Regions from separate parts of the Homo sapiens genome. Here region 2 is linked to region 1. The links are chromatin contacts, found by Hi-C or POLR2A ChIA-PET in ENCODE. All regions are on one chromosome and are shown on one strand. Each heading gives the region's core, a stretch centred on a gene start or an enhancer-like site at or near the end of the contact. The rest is flanking DNA. Distances are from core to core; before and after follow the strand shown.

The links. Hi-C counts contacts between places; a loop is a spot of excess contacts on that map. ChIA-PET counts read pairs that join two places held with the same protein, here RNA polymerase II (POLR2A). Pooled maps may share reads with other maps.
Region 2: a map of GM12878 shows a loop between it and region 1 (2.6-fold over the local background). The contact joins the enhancer-like site here to the promoter of CD70 in region 1. A Hi-C loop is called at or near these places in 3 of 168 maps with a recorded cell type or tissue (GM12878, heart right ventricle and naive thymus-derived CD4-positive, alpha-beta T cell), 14 of 37 single-sample maps with no recorded cell type and 12 of 50 pooled maps. POLR2A ChIA-PET finds 5 or more read pairs at or near these places in 13 of 52 experiments (A673, CD8-positive, alpha-beta memory T cell, GM10248 and 9 more).

Annotation. Positions count from the first base shown.
Region 1 is chr19:6,588,192-6,594,291 of GRCh38, forward strand. It overlaps CD70 (CD70 molecule), which reads right to left and starts at 2,959. Exons shown (of 3, transcript NM_001252.5): 1 at 2,650-2,959; 2 at 1,912-1,945. The coding sequence starts at 2,811. It also overlaps the pseudogene RPL7P50. RefSeq lists enhancers at 131-310, 601-680, 1,859-2,228, 2,729-3,128, 4,199-4,658 and 1 more.
Region 2 is chr19:6,548,782-6,555,055 of GRCh38, forward strand. It overlaps the pseudogene TGFBR1P1. Among named protein-coding and RNA genes, the nearest start is that of TNFSF9, 21 kb to the left of the region's middle. RefSeq lists an enhancer at 3,116-3,185. Within about 2 kb of position 3,323, at least 4 of the 41 ENCODE cell types and tissues checked have a DNase peak (open chromatin) inside an H3K27ac peak, as active enhancers do; they include GM12878, where a contact is called at or near this core.

The sequences.
Region 1 (6,100 bases), core at 1,709-4,208:
TGTAAGAGTGACACCTGGTCCCCTGTCACACACTTAGGCATGATATCATCCACCAGAAGAAAGAGCTGTCCTGTGAAAGACACTGTCAACACCTGTGGCCACCACCCCTGGTGCCCCATCGATGTGGGGCTGGACAGCCACTCTCCAGAAAGGGGCCTCAAGACCAAATTACAGGAAAAATATGGCAAAGGCCGGGGAGGGGGGGAAGATATATCAGGGGTCAGAGACCCAAGGAGAAGAGAGAGCAACAAAGGTCCCTTCCATTACAAAATGGAAGGAACAAAACACGCAAGCGTGCAGTAATTTTAGTCTCTGGGGATGAACCGTGGAAAAACAGAAGAGGAAGAAGCGTTCGAGAGAGGCTGGGAGGAGGTAGAGACTTCCACCTAGAGCAGAACTGTTCATTTCTTCTCCCTCAAGGCTTCTTGCCAATGCCACCCACTCAGATACCACCCCCCCACCCGACCGCCGCGACTCCACTTTAAATGAAAATCCCCAACCCTGGCATGCCCGGATTCCCCACCCACCTCCTTGCCTGATTTTTTCTCTAAAACCTGCTCTTGGCCTGTTTTACTCTACGTGGCATTGCTCTGTTTTTCACATGTTCGTTTTTATTTTTTTGGTCATCTCCTCCTCGGTAGGAGTGATAGTAGAAGGGAAGCTCACCAGGCAGGGATTTCTGTCTGTTTTGTGCGCGACTGCAGTACCGGAACAGTGCCTGCCCACTGCAGATGTATAATTAGTGCTTGTAGCATGAATGGAGGAAGGGTAGCCTTTCCTGTGAGCGTTTTCGTTTACTAACAAAACCCCTTTGATTCTTCCAAGGGAGGAGATCGAATGTGAAGGACTGAGAGGGAAAGGGAGAGAAAGGTAGTGGATGCCCAGAAACACAAACCTGCTCGCTCTCTCTCTCCTCTCTCTCTCTCTCGTTCTCTCCCTTTTCCTTTTTCTCTTGGGAATGATCTCTTTCTCCCCCGCCCTGTTTTTCTTCTTCCCCCTCTCTGTCTCTGTCTCTTCCTCTCTGTTATTCTCCTTCTCTTTTCCTCTCTCTGGCTTTCTTTCTTTTCTTTCTCTTATTTCTTTTTTTCTCTTTCTTCTTTCTTTTTCCTTTCTCTCTCTCTCACCTCCCTCCCTCTCTCCTTCCTTCCTTCTTCTCTTTCTTTTCCTTCCTTCCTTTCTTTCTTTTTCTTTTCCTTTCTTCTTTTTATTTATTTATTTGACAGAATCTCCCTCTGTCACCCAGGCTGGAGAGCAGTGCCATTATCTTGGCTCACTGCAACTTCTGCCTCCCAGGTTCAGGCGATTCTCCTGCCTCGGCCTCCTGAGTAGCTGGGATTACAGGTGCCTGCCACCACACCCGGCTAATTTTTGTAATTTTAGTAGAGACGGGGTTTCACCATGTTGGCCAGGCTGGTCTCAAACTCCTGGGCTCAAGTGATCCACCCGCCGCGCCCTCCGAAAGCGCTGGGATTACAGGCTCCAGCAACCACGCCAGGTCGCCTCTCTCGTTTTTATTCTCTCTTCCTCTATCTGTCTTTTTTCTCTTTCTCCGTCTCTCTCCCTCTCTCTCGTTCTGTCTCCCCCGCCTGTCTCCCTCCCTCCCTCTTCCACTCTCCCTGCGTCTCTCCCTGTTTCTTTCTTTCCCCTTCTTCTCCTGTCCCGTCTGTCCCCTCTGTCCCTCTCTCTGTTCTTTTTTCTGTCTCTCCCTCCCTTTCTCTGGGCCTCTCCCTCCCTCTCTGTCTTCTCTCTGTCTCCCCCTCTCCGTTTCCCTCCCTATCTCTCCCTCCCTCTCTCCCTCCGTCTCTGTCTGTGTCTCTTTCTCTCTGTCTCTCCCCACTTGTCTTTCTACCTCTCCTTCCTTCTCTCTCTGTGCCTCTTCTTCTCCCCGTCCCTCCACGTCCCCCGTGTTACCTGTGTGATTCAGCTGCAGCTCAGCTACGTCCCACTGGAAGAAAAGACCAGAAAACAGGGCACGGACGTAAGCAGAGAGGTTCTATGTGTCCCCTGTGCCAGGAGCTCTCTTTTCTCTGTCCATCCTCCTTTCCACCTCTCATCCCACGGCGCGCACTGGTGATTTTATTTCATTTTATTTTTTTTTACTCTTAAGACTTCTTAAAGAGGAAGCAGGTCTGAACCAGCGGGGAACGTGAAGTCGAGACCTTCAAAAGAACTTCTTCGTTTCCCGAATCGTTTTCCTGGATGTCACTGGGCGCGAGAGCACCGCGCGCAGCGGACTCTCTACGCTGCAAAGGCGCCCGGCGCGGTCCCCAAAGGGACCCCTCCCCCACCCGGAGCGAGTGGCTGGGGCCATCCCGTCCTAGGAGGCCCCAGGAAGCCCCCACGCCCAGCCTTGTGAAGCCCCCAGCAGCCTCTGAGTCAGCCTGCCGGGGGAACACCAGAGCCGAGTCATCTTCCATTTCCATGTGTGCCTACCTTTCCCATCCCGGGATCTCCCTGTACCTCCTGGCAGGGCTGCCTGTCTCGTAGCCCCTACACCGGGCAGCCTGGTCCCCGCCTCGCCTCCCTGTTCTGGTCTCTGTCTCTGCCCTACCAGATCTTCCTCTCTGGCCTCTTTGTACCCATCTCATTCTGTCTTTTCGGTCACGCGCCTCTCTATGTTTTCTTCCCAACTTTTCCATCTCAACTCACCCCAAGTGACTCGAGCGGCAGCTGCTGCTGAGCCTGTGCGAAGCGCTGGATGCACACCACGAGGCAGATCACCAAGCCCGCGACCAATGGGACCAAAGCAGCCCGCAGGACGCACCCATAGGGCCTGCGCCGCACCGAGCAGCCCGAACCCTCCTCCGGCATCGCCGCGGCGATCACCTCCGCTAGCGCAGGAGGGGCGATGGGGGCGCGGAGCGCTGCCGAGAAGGAAGGAAGGAAACTGCAGCCCCCTCCCGGGGCTCCTGGGCGTCTACTTGCTTCAACCTGTCAGGGGACCAGCCTGCCCCTCTCTGGGGATGTCCGGCCGGTCGAGGGGAGGGACTTGAGCAATTGGCGAGGGGAAATTCCCTCCAACCGCTGCCAGTCTGAAGATCCTAAAGTGGGTGGAGGCAGTTGCCAGGATGCAGGCAGTGGCCCCGGGTGAGCCTCAGAGTTGCCTGCCCCCAACCCCTCCCCGCCCGACCTTCAGGCAGGAGACATTCAATCTTCCTATTCCCCTCTCCACCTCATTCTTCTGGGGCCCATTCATTTATTCAACAAACCTCCACTGCACATTTATTAGGGATTAGATTGTGCTGTGCACTGGGGATACAGCAGACATCCAAGAATTGGGGGTGCTCCCCAAATATTCGTGTACCCCTCTCCTGCATTTTTTTGATTTGTTTTGTTTTTGAGACGGAGGTCTCCCTCTGTCACCCAGGCTGGAGTGCAGTGGCGCCATCTCAGCTCGCCGCAACCTCGATCTCCTGGGTTCAAGCGATTCTCCTGTCTGAGCCTCGCGAGTAGCTGGGAGTAACATGCGCGCGCCACCATGCCTGGCTAATTTTTTGTATTTTTAGTAGAGATGGGGTTTCACCATGTTGGCCAGGCTGGACTTGAACTCCTGACCTTGGGTGATCCACCCGCCTTGGCCTTCCAAAGTGCTGGGATTAAAGGCATGAGACACTGCACCCGGTCAGTTATCTCCTGCATTCTTGGAGACCACCTGCTTTTTTGTTTAAAGTTAAATTAAGTTAATATTTTTATTTTTTATTTTTATTTTATTTTATTATTTATTTTTTTTTTTTTTGAGACAGAGTCTCGCTCTGTCGCCCAGGCTGGAGTGCAGTGGCGCCATCTCGGCTCACTGCAAGCTCCGCCTCCCGGGTTCACGCCATTCTCCTGCCTCAGCCTCTCAAGTAGCTGGGACTACAGGCGCCCGCCACCACGCCCGGCTAACTTTTTGTATTTTTAGTAGAGATGGGTTTTCACCATGTTAGCGAGGATGGTCTCCATCTCCTGACCTCGTGATCTGCCCGCCTTGGCCTCCCAAAGTGCTGGGATTACAGGCGTGAGCCGCCGCGCCCGGCCTAAATTAATATTTTTAGAGACAGAGTGTTGCTCTGTTGCCCAGGCTGGATGCAGTGGCGCCACACAGCTCACAGCAGCCTCAAACTCCTGGGCTTCAGTGACCCTCCCATCTCAGCCTTTTGCATAGTTGGGTCTACCAGCACACGCTACCATGCCCGGCTAATTTTTTTTTTGGGGGGGGTAGAGGATAGGGTGTTACTATGTTACCAGGCTGGTCTCAAACATCTGGGCTCAAGCGATCCTGCTGCGTAGGTCCCCCAAAGTGCCGGGATGACAGGTGTGAGCCACCGCATCCAGCCTCCTGCTGCTGTTCTCGATGGCTGTAGTGGGTTAACGGTGTCCTCCCAGAATTCATGGCCTCCTGGAACTGCAGAATATGACCTCATTTTGAAATTACGGGGTTTTTTTTGCAGATATAATTAGGCTTAAATGAGGTCATACTGGATTAGAGTGGGCCCTCAGGTGGAGAGAAAAGAGGCTCATAGAGAAGGAGCCGTGTGAAAACAGAAACAGAAACTGAATGAGGCAGATGAAAGTCAAGAAACACCAAGAAGGAGCCAGGCGCAGTGGCTCACGCCTGTAATCCCAGCACTTTGGGAGGCTGAGGCAGGCGGATCACTTGATATCAGGAGTTTGAGACCCTCCTGGCTAACACGGTGAAACCCCCGTCTCTACTAAAAATACAAAAAATTAGCCGGGCATGGTGGCGGGCGCCTGTAGTCCCAGCTACTCAGGAGGCTGAGGCAGGAGAATGGCGTGAACCCGGGAGGTGGAGCTTGCAGTGAGCCGAGATCACGCCACTGAACTCCAGCCTGGGTGACAGAGTGAGACTCCGTCTCAAAAAAAAAAAAAAAAGAGTTGGAGACCAGCCTGGCCAACATGGTGGAACCCCATCTCTACTAAAAATTCAAAAAATAGCTGGGTGTGGTGGTGGGCACCTTTAATCCCAGCTACTCAGGAAGCTGAGGCAGGAGAATCGCTCAAACCCGGGAGGCAGAGGTTGCAGTGAGCCGAGATCACACCATTGCACTCCAGCCTGGGTGACAGAGCGAGACTCTGTCTTAAAAATATATATATTTTTTAAAAAGAGGATCCAGCCTCTTTTTCCGGCTGGAACCATGGAGGGTGTAGAAGAGAAGAAGAAGGAAGTTCCCGCTGTGCCAGAAACCCCTAAGAAAAAGCGAAGGAATTTCACAGAGCTGAAGACCAAGCGCCTGAGAAAGAAGTTTGCCCAAAAGATGCTTCGAAAGGCAAGGAGGAAGCTTATCTATGAAAAATTGAAGCACTATCACAAGGAATATAGGCAGAGGTACAGAACTGAAATTCGAATGGAAAAGATGTCAAGAAAAGCTGGCAACTTCTATGAACCTGCAGAATCCAGACTGGCGTTTGTCATCAGGATCAGAGGTATCGATGGTGTGAGCCCAAAGGTCCGAAATGTGTTGCAGCTTCTTTGCCTTTGTCAAATCTTCAATGGAACCTTTGTGAAGGCCAATTAACATGCTGAGGATTGTAGAGCCATACATTGCATGCGGGTACCTAAATCTGAAGTCAGTAAATAAACTAATCTACAAGCGTGGTTATGGCAAAATCAATAAGAAACGAATTGCTTTGACAGATAACGCTTTGCACGATCTCTTGGAAAATATGGCATCATCTGTATGGAGGATGTGATTCATGAGGTCCATACTGTTGGAAAACGCTTCAAAGAAGCACATAACTTCCTGTGGTCCTTCAAAGTATCTTCTCCATGAGGCAGAATGAAGAAACAGACCACCCATTTCGTGGAAGGTGGAGATGCTGGCAACAGGGAGGACCAGATCAACAGGCTTGTTAGAAGAATGAACTATGGTGTGTACTATAATTATTTTTCTAAGCTGTTCAATAAACATTACCTGCTCTCAAATGGAAAGAAAAATATGTCTGTATATACATACAGTTAGGGTCCCAAGGGCCTCTGGCTATGAATCATCAAGAAGTCAGTGTCATCAGCAGCAAACTCACAGCCAACAGCGCTAGAACTCGTGCCTGGGGATAGCTTCTCTAACACGTGGATTTCCTCCTCTGTGAGGCTCATCACGGC
Region 2 (6,274 bases), core at 2,073-4,572, 39 kb before region 1:
CTTTGGGAGGCCAAGGTGGTGGATCACTTGAGGCCAGAAGTTTGAGACTAGCCTGGCCAACATGGTGAAATCTTGTCTCTATCAAAAATATGAAAAGTGAGCTGGGCATGGTGGCACGTGCTTGTAGTCCCAGCTACTCAGGAGGTTGAGGCATGAGAATCGCTTGAACCCAGGAGGCGGAGATTGCAGCGAGCCAAGATGGCACCACCACACTCCAGCCTGGGTGACAGAGCCAGATTCTGTCTCCAAAAAGAAAGAATAAATGTGTAAAAAAGAATATTTAATATTATATACATTTATAAATAAACATGTTATTTATATTTTATATTATATATATTTTATTTTATTTTTAACTTTTATTTTTCCAATATATACACTTTTTAAAAATATGCCACTGGCCCTTGAGAAAAAATTTATTTGCACTGCTAGCATTCTTCTACTGCAGTATTAGCATTTCATATAGGCACTACTCTTCCATTTCCTACTTACATTCATTTGGGCTATTGTTACAAATACAGTATGCAATTGAAGAAAACTAATGGGGGGCCCAGTGTGGTGGCTCACACCTGTAATCCCAGCACTTCTGGAGGCCGAGGTGGGCGATCACCTGAGGTCAGGAGTTGGAGACCAGCCTGGCCGATATGGTGAAACTTCTTCTCTAAAAGTACAAAACTTAGCTGGGCATGATGGTGTGCACCTGTAGTCCCAGCTACTTGGGAAGCTAAGGCACAAGAATTGCTTGAACCTGAGAGGCAGAGGCTGGAGTGAGCCGAAATTGAGCCACTGCACTCCAGCCTGGGTGACAGAGCGAGACCCTGTCTCAAAACAAACAAACAAACAAACAAACCAAACACCAAACAAAAAAACCCAAAAAACAAACTAGTGGGGAAACGAAGCTTTATATATGTTTTTCCTCTTTACAGCTTCTCAATATCATGCCATTTAAGTGAAAATTTATATGGACATTTTCTGTACATATCTTGAAGGGCAGAGATTACACTGATAAAACCAAAATAATTGTGCAAGGCTGGGTGCAGTGGCTCATGCCTGTTATCCCAACACTTTGGGAGGCTGAGGTGGGTGGATTACCTGAGGTCAGGAGTTTGAGACCAGCCTGGGCACCATGGCGAAACCCTGTCTCTACAAAAAATATAAAAATTAGCCAGGCGTTGGTGGTGCACACCTGTAATCCCAGCTACTCAGAGGCTGAGGCAGGAGAATTGCTTGAATCCAGGAGGCAGAGGTTGCAGTGAGCCAAGATCGTGCCACTGCACTCCAGCCTGGTCAACAGAGTGAGACCCTGTCTCAAAAAAAAAAAAAAAAAAAAAAAAAAAAAAAAAATCCCAAAGCATTTAATTTGACCAAAAACCTCTGTAAATAGAAATACTCAGAATGTTCTTTAGTTAGCTCTCTCTCAAATATCAAGGGTGCACTGAGTTCAGGGCAGAAATCACGTGTGAATTAGTTCCAATGGTATACAAACACATGGAAACACTAAATTAAAAGCTGCCTTCCTCAAAGTGTAGTGAGGCCTCAAAACCACTCTAACTGTAACCTCAGTCACCAAGACAGAGGACAGACTGAACATTTACCTCTGCATAACAAATGTGGCTCTGGCACACCTGTTATCTATCCAAATTATTAACTTTCTTTGCCTTTCTAGAAAAAGGCCTATTATTGAACATTAACCATATTCTAATTTTAAATGTAATTCATTTCTTAAAAAAAACCACTGTCTCTGAACAGATAAAAATGGCTTACATAGGCCAGGTGCAGTGGCTCACACCTGTAATCCCAGCACTTTGGGAGGCCAAGGTGGGTGGATTGCCTGAGCTGAGGAGTTCGAGACCAGCCTGGGCAACACAGTGAAACCCCATCTCTACTAAAATACGAAAAGCTGGGCATGGCCGCGTGTGCCTGTAATCCCAGCTATTCGGGAGGCTGAGGCAGGAGAATCACTTGAATCTGGGAGGTGGAGGTTGCAGTGAGCCAAGATTGTGCCACTGCACTCCAGCCCAGGCGACAGAGCAAGACTCCCTCTCAAAAAGAAAAAAAAAAAAAAAGGCTTACGTAATACTGTTACAGAATCTTTAGGGTGTCACATTTCTGGTCGGAAATATCTGTGTCCCCTGGCACCTTTGCCAGAGTTCTTGTCTTGTGTCCAGGAAGAATGAGTTACACAGGGAAGTGGAGGGTGAACAGGATGAAGAGGAGTTTTATTGAGTGTTAGAACAGCTCAGAGAAGACCAAAGTGGGCAGCTCCTCTCTGTAGACAGTTCATTCCATTGAGTGCTCAGCTCTCAGCAGAGAGGAGACCCCAGAGAGGGTAGTTCCTCTCTGGTCCTCCTGATGGCTGCAGGTCTCAGCAGAGAGGAGGCCTTGGAGAGGGTGGCTTCTCTCTGCCCAGCAGGTCATCCCATCCTCACTGCAGCTTTCAGCAGAGAGTGTAGCTCCTTTCTGCAGCTGGTCGTCAGGTCATCTCCAGCTATTAGCACAGAGAGTGGCTTCTCTCTGCAGCTGGTCATCTGGACGTCTCTCTTTTTCTCTGCCCTGCTCTGGCTGAGCCTGGGGCTTTTATGGACCTCAGAGGGGATGCAGTGTGTGCCGACTGGTCCATTAACAGCCATGCATGGGCCTGGAAAAGGCATCACAAGTCCCCACTCTGGTCCACAGGTCTGGTGGCCCTCAGCCTTCAGGCCCTCCCTGGCCTGAAGGTGGGGTCTTAGCGAGGACTTGCTCCCTTCTGCCAGGAATCAGTCTGCCTCCTGCTGCCGTTCATGGCCCCAGGTTGGACCCTGACTTTGCTCCAAGATCAGAGCAGGCGCTGAGAGCAGGGAGAAACCAGGCAGTGGGAGCAGGTGCTTTGGAGCCTGCAAGGGCAGGGGGGCCTCCCTGGCCCCCCAAGAGCACAGGGAGGCTTGAATCTGCGGCCACAACTTGGGCGGCTGCAGAGGCCCAGGATGCAGCTTCAGGTGCTCCCCCTTGCAAGCTGGGGCGGGGATTCCTGATCCTTGCCGGGCCTGGGCTGGCGCCCAGGGCAGGGGCAATATCACCACGAACTGCCCCTGTTGCCCCGGCACTCAGGGGCAGCCTGTGGGGAGCTGATCCTGGCCCCAGCCTGGCCACGGGGAGTGGCAGGCTTGGTGGTCGCTCTGATGCGGGGTGGACCCCAAGAACACGGCTGGCAAGCCCTGCACAGAGCCTCCTCCTGATGCCTAGGAACCCTGAACCCTCTGCGGGGTGGGTGCAGTGGCTGCGCGGCTGGCTAGTCCCCAAAGAGGGCGCTGCTCCCTCTTCCTGCCCCCGCCCCCAAAGCACGGCCCCAGCTCCACATCCGGGCCCCTCTCTGCCCGACCGCGCTGCTCCAGCAGGGCGTGGGCTCCAGAGGGCTGTGGGCTGCGTGGCCGGGGAGCTGTCAGCCTCCTCCCTGGGCCCTCCCTGCAGCAGCCATGTGATGGCAGCAGCCAGACAGCCCACCACAGCCATCAATACCACACGAATTTTCACAATAAGCTGGACAAACTTTCCCTGGTGGAAAAATTAGTCTGTGGCCGGGTGTGGCTGGCCCTGGCTCTCCCAGGAGGTTTTCATGACGTAACCTGCCAATTTGATAAATCTCTGCCTCATAGAGTCACAAACGTTCTTCTCTAGATGAGAAGTTCTCCATGATTCCATAAATATAAATTTTAAAAAATTTAACCTGGGGCCGGGCGCGGTGGCTCATGCCTGTAATCCCAGCACTTTGGGAGGCGGAGGTGGGTGGATCACCTGAGGTCAGGAGTTCAAGACCAGCCTGGCCAACATGGTGAAACCCTTGTCTCTACTAAGAATACAAAAATTAGCTGGGCGTGGTGGTGTGTGCCTGTAATTCCAGCTACCCAGGAGGCTGAGGCAGGAGAATCGCTGGAACCTGGGATGCGGAGGTTGCAGTGAGCCAAGATCACGCCACTGCACTCCAGCCTGGGTGACAGAGCAAGACCCCGTCTCAAAAAACAAAACAAAACAAAACAAAAAAAACAAAAACTAACTTTAAGTTCAGGGGTACATGTGCAGGTTTGTTATATGGGTAAACCTGTGTCATGCGGGTTTGTTTTACAGGTTATTTCACCCAGGTGCTAAGCCTAGTATCCATTAGCTATTTTTCCTGATCCTCTTCCTCCCCCAACCCTCCACCGTCTGATAGGCCCCAGTGTGTGTTGTTCTCCTCTATGTGTCCATGTGTTCTTATCATTTAGCTCCCACTTATAAGTGAGAACATGCAGTATTTGTTTTTCTGATCCTGCGTTAGTTTTCTAGGGATAATGGCCTCTAGCTCCATCCATGTTCCTGCAAATGACATGATCTCGTTCTTTTTTATGGTGCATAGTATTCCGTGGTGTATATGTACCATATTTTCTTTATCCATTCTACCATTGATGGCCATTTAGGTTGGTTCCACGTCTTTGCTATTGAGAATATGCTGCAATGAATATATGCATGCACGTGTCTTTATAATAGAATGATTTATATTCCTTTGGGTTTACACCTAGCAGTGGGATTGCTGGACTGAATGGTAGTTCTGTGTTTAGGTCTTTGAGGAATCCTCACACTGTTTTCCACAATAGTGGAGCTAATTTACATTCCCACCAACAGTGTAAAAGCGTTCCTTTTCTTAGAAGACAATACCTTTTTTTGTTGTTGTTGTTGTTGAGACGGAGTCTCCCTCTGTTGCCCAGGCTGGAGTGCAGTGGTGTCATCCCAGCTCACTGTAACCTCCATCTCCCGGGTTCAAGCAATTCTCCTGTCTCAGCCTCCCAAGCAGCTGGGATTACAGGCTTGCATCACCACGCCCAGCTAATTTTTGTATTTTTAGTAGAGATGGGGTTTCACCCTGTTGGCCACGCTGGTCTCGAACTCCTGACCTCAAGTGATCCACCCACCTCAGCCTCCCAAAGTGTCAGGATTACAGGCGTGAGCCACCGTGCCCAGGCAAGAAGGGAATATCTTAATGACAACTTCTCCCCGCCGCTTTCCTCGCCAAAATTCTTCACATTCACCTTTGCCAGTGTTCCTGTAACAACAATAGTTTTCACAATTGTTCTCTGAACAAGCAATGGTAGACCTGATCCAGAGCCTGATATTGTCATATCATAAATTAAATCTTTTAATGTAGTTCCCTCTGAAATAAAAGGATAATCTTTTTTTTTTTTTTTTTGAGACGGAGTCTTGCTCTGTCGTCCAGGCTGGAGTGCGGTGGCGCGATCTCGGCTCACTGCAGGCTCCGCCCCCCCAGGGTTCACACCATTCTCCTGCCTCAGCCTCCCGAATAGCTGGGACTACAGGCGCCCGCCACCACGCCCGGCTAATTTTTTTGTATTTTTAGTAGAGACGGGGTTTCACTGTGTTAGCCAGGATGGTCTCGATCTCCTGACCTCATGATCCGCCCGCCTTGGCCTCCCAAAGTGCTGGGATTACAGGCGTGAGCCACCGTGCCTGGCCTAATAAAAGGATAATCTAATGAAGGGTCCTCTTTATTTGACACTTGATGGTGAGTGACAGTGCGGTTGTGGCAGAAACAGATCATTAACATGAGTGAGATGCAGAGGAGGCAATGACAGCTGCCAGTTCTATGAGACCTGGGCCAGGCGACGGCTTCATAGTAGTTGAGTGTTTTATTTTATTGCAATGGTCCTGATTGCAGCAACATATTGTGGTCACAGACCCGGTTTATTTATTTATGTTTTTTATCTTAAACAATTTTTTTTTGAGGCAGTCTCACTGTGTTGCCCAGGCTGGAGTGCAGTGACACGATCTCAGTTCACTGCAACCTCTGCCTCCCAGGTTCAAGTGATTCTCCTGCCTCAGTCTCCCGAGTAGCTGGGTCTACAGGTGTCCGCCATCATGCCTGGCTAACTTTTGTATTTTTAGTAGAGATGGGGTTTCACCATGTTGGCCAGGTTGGTCTCGAACTCCTGGCCTCAAGTAATCTGCCCACCTGGGCCTCCCAAAGTGCTGGGATTACAGGTGTGAGCCACCACACCCAACGAGACAATAGATTCTTGTAAACTATAGACACCCAATTGAGCTAACAAACTCTAGGTCTTACTTCTTTTATCAAACTGTGTATTTGTACCCATTAATCAGCTTCTCTTCATTCTCCCCCTCAAGAATAAACTTTTGTAAAAAAGAATCATGGAGAAGCTCATTCTCTCTTCAGTTGCTTTTGCTCAGCCATTTCTACCTTAGCTATGAGTTAAAAGTAAACCCAGCCTGGGCAAGGTGGCTCATGCCTGTA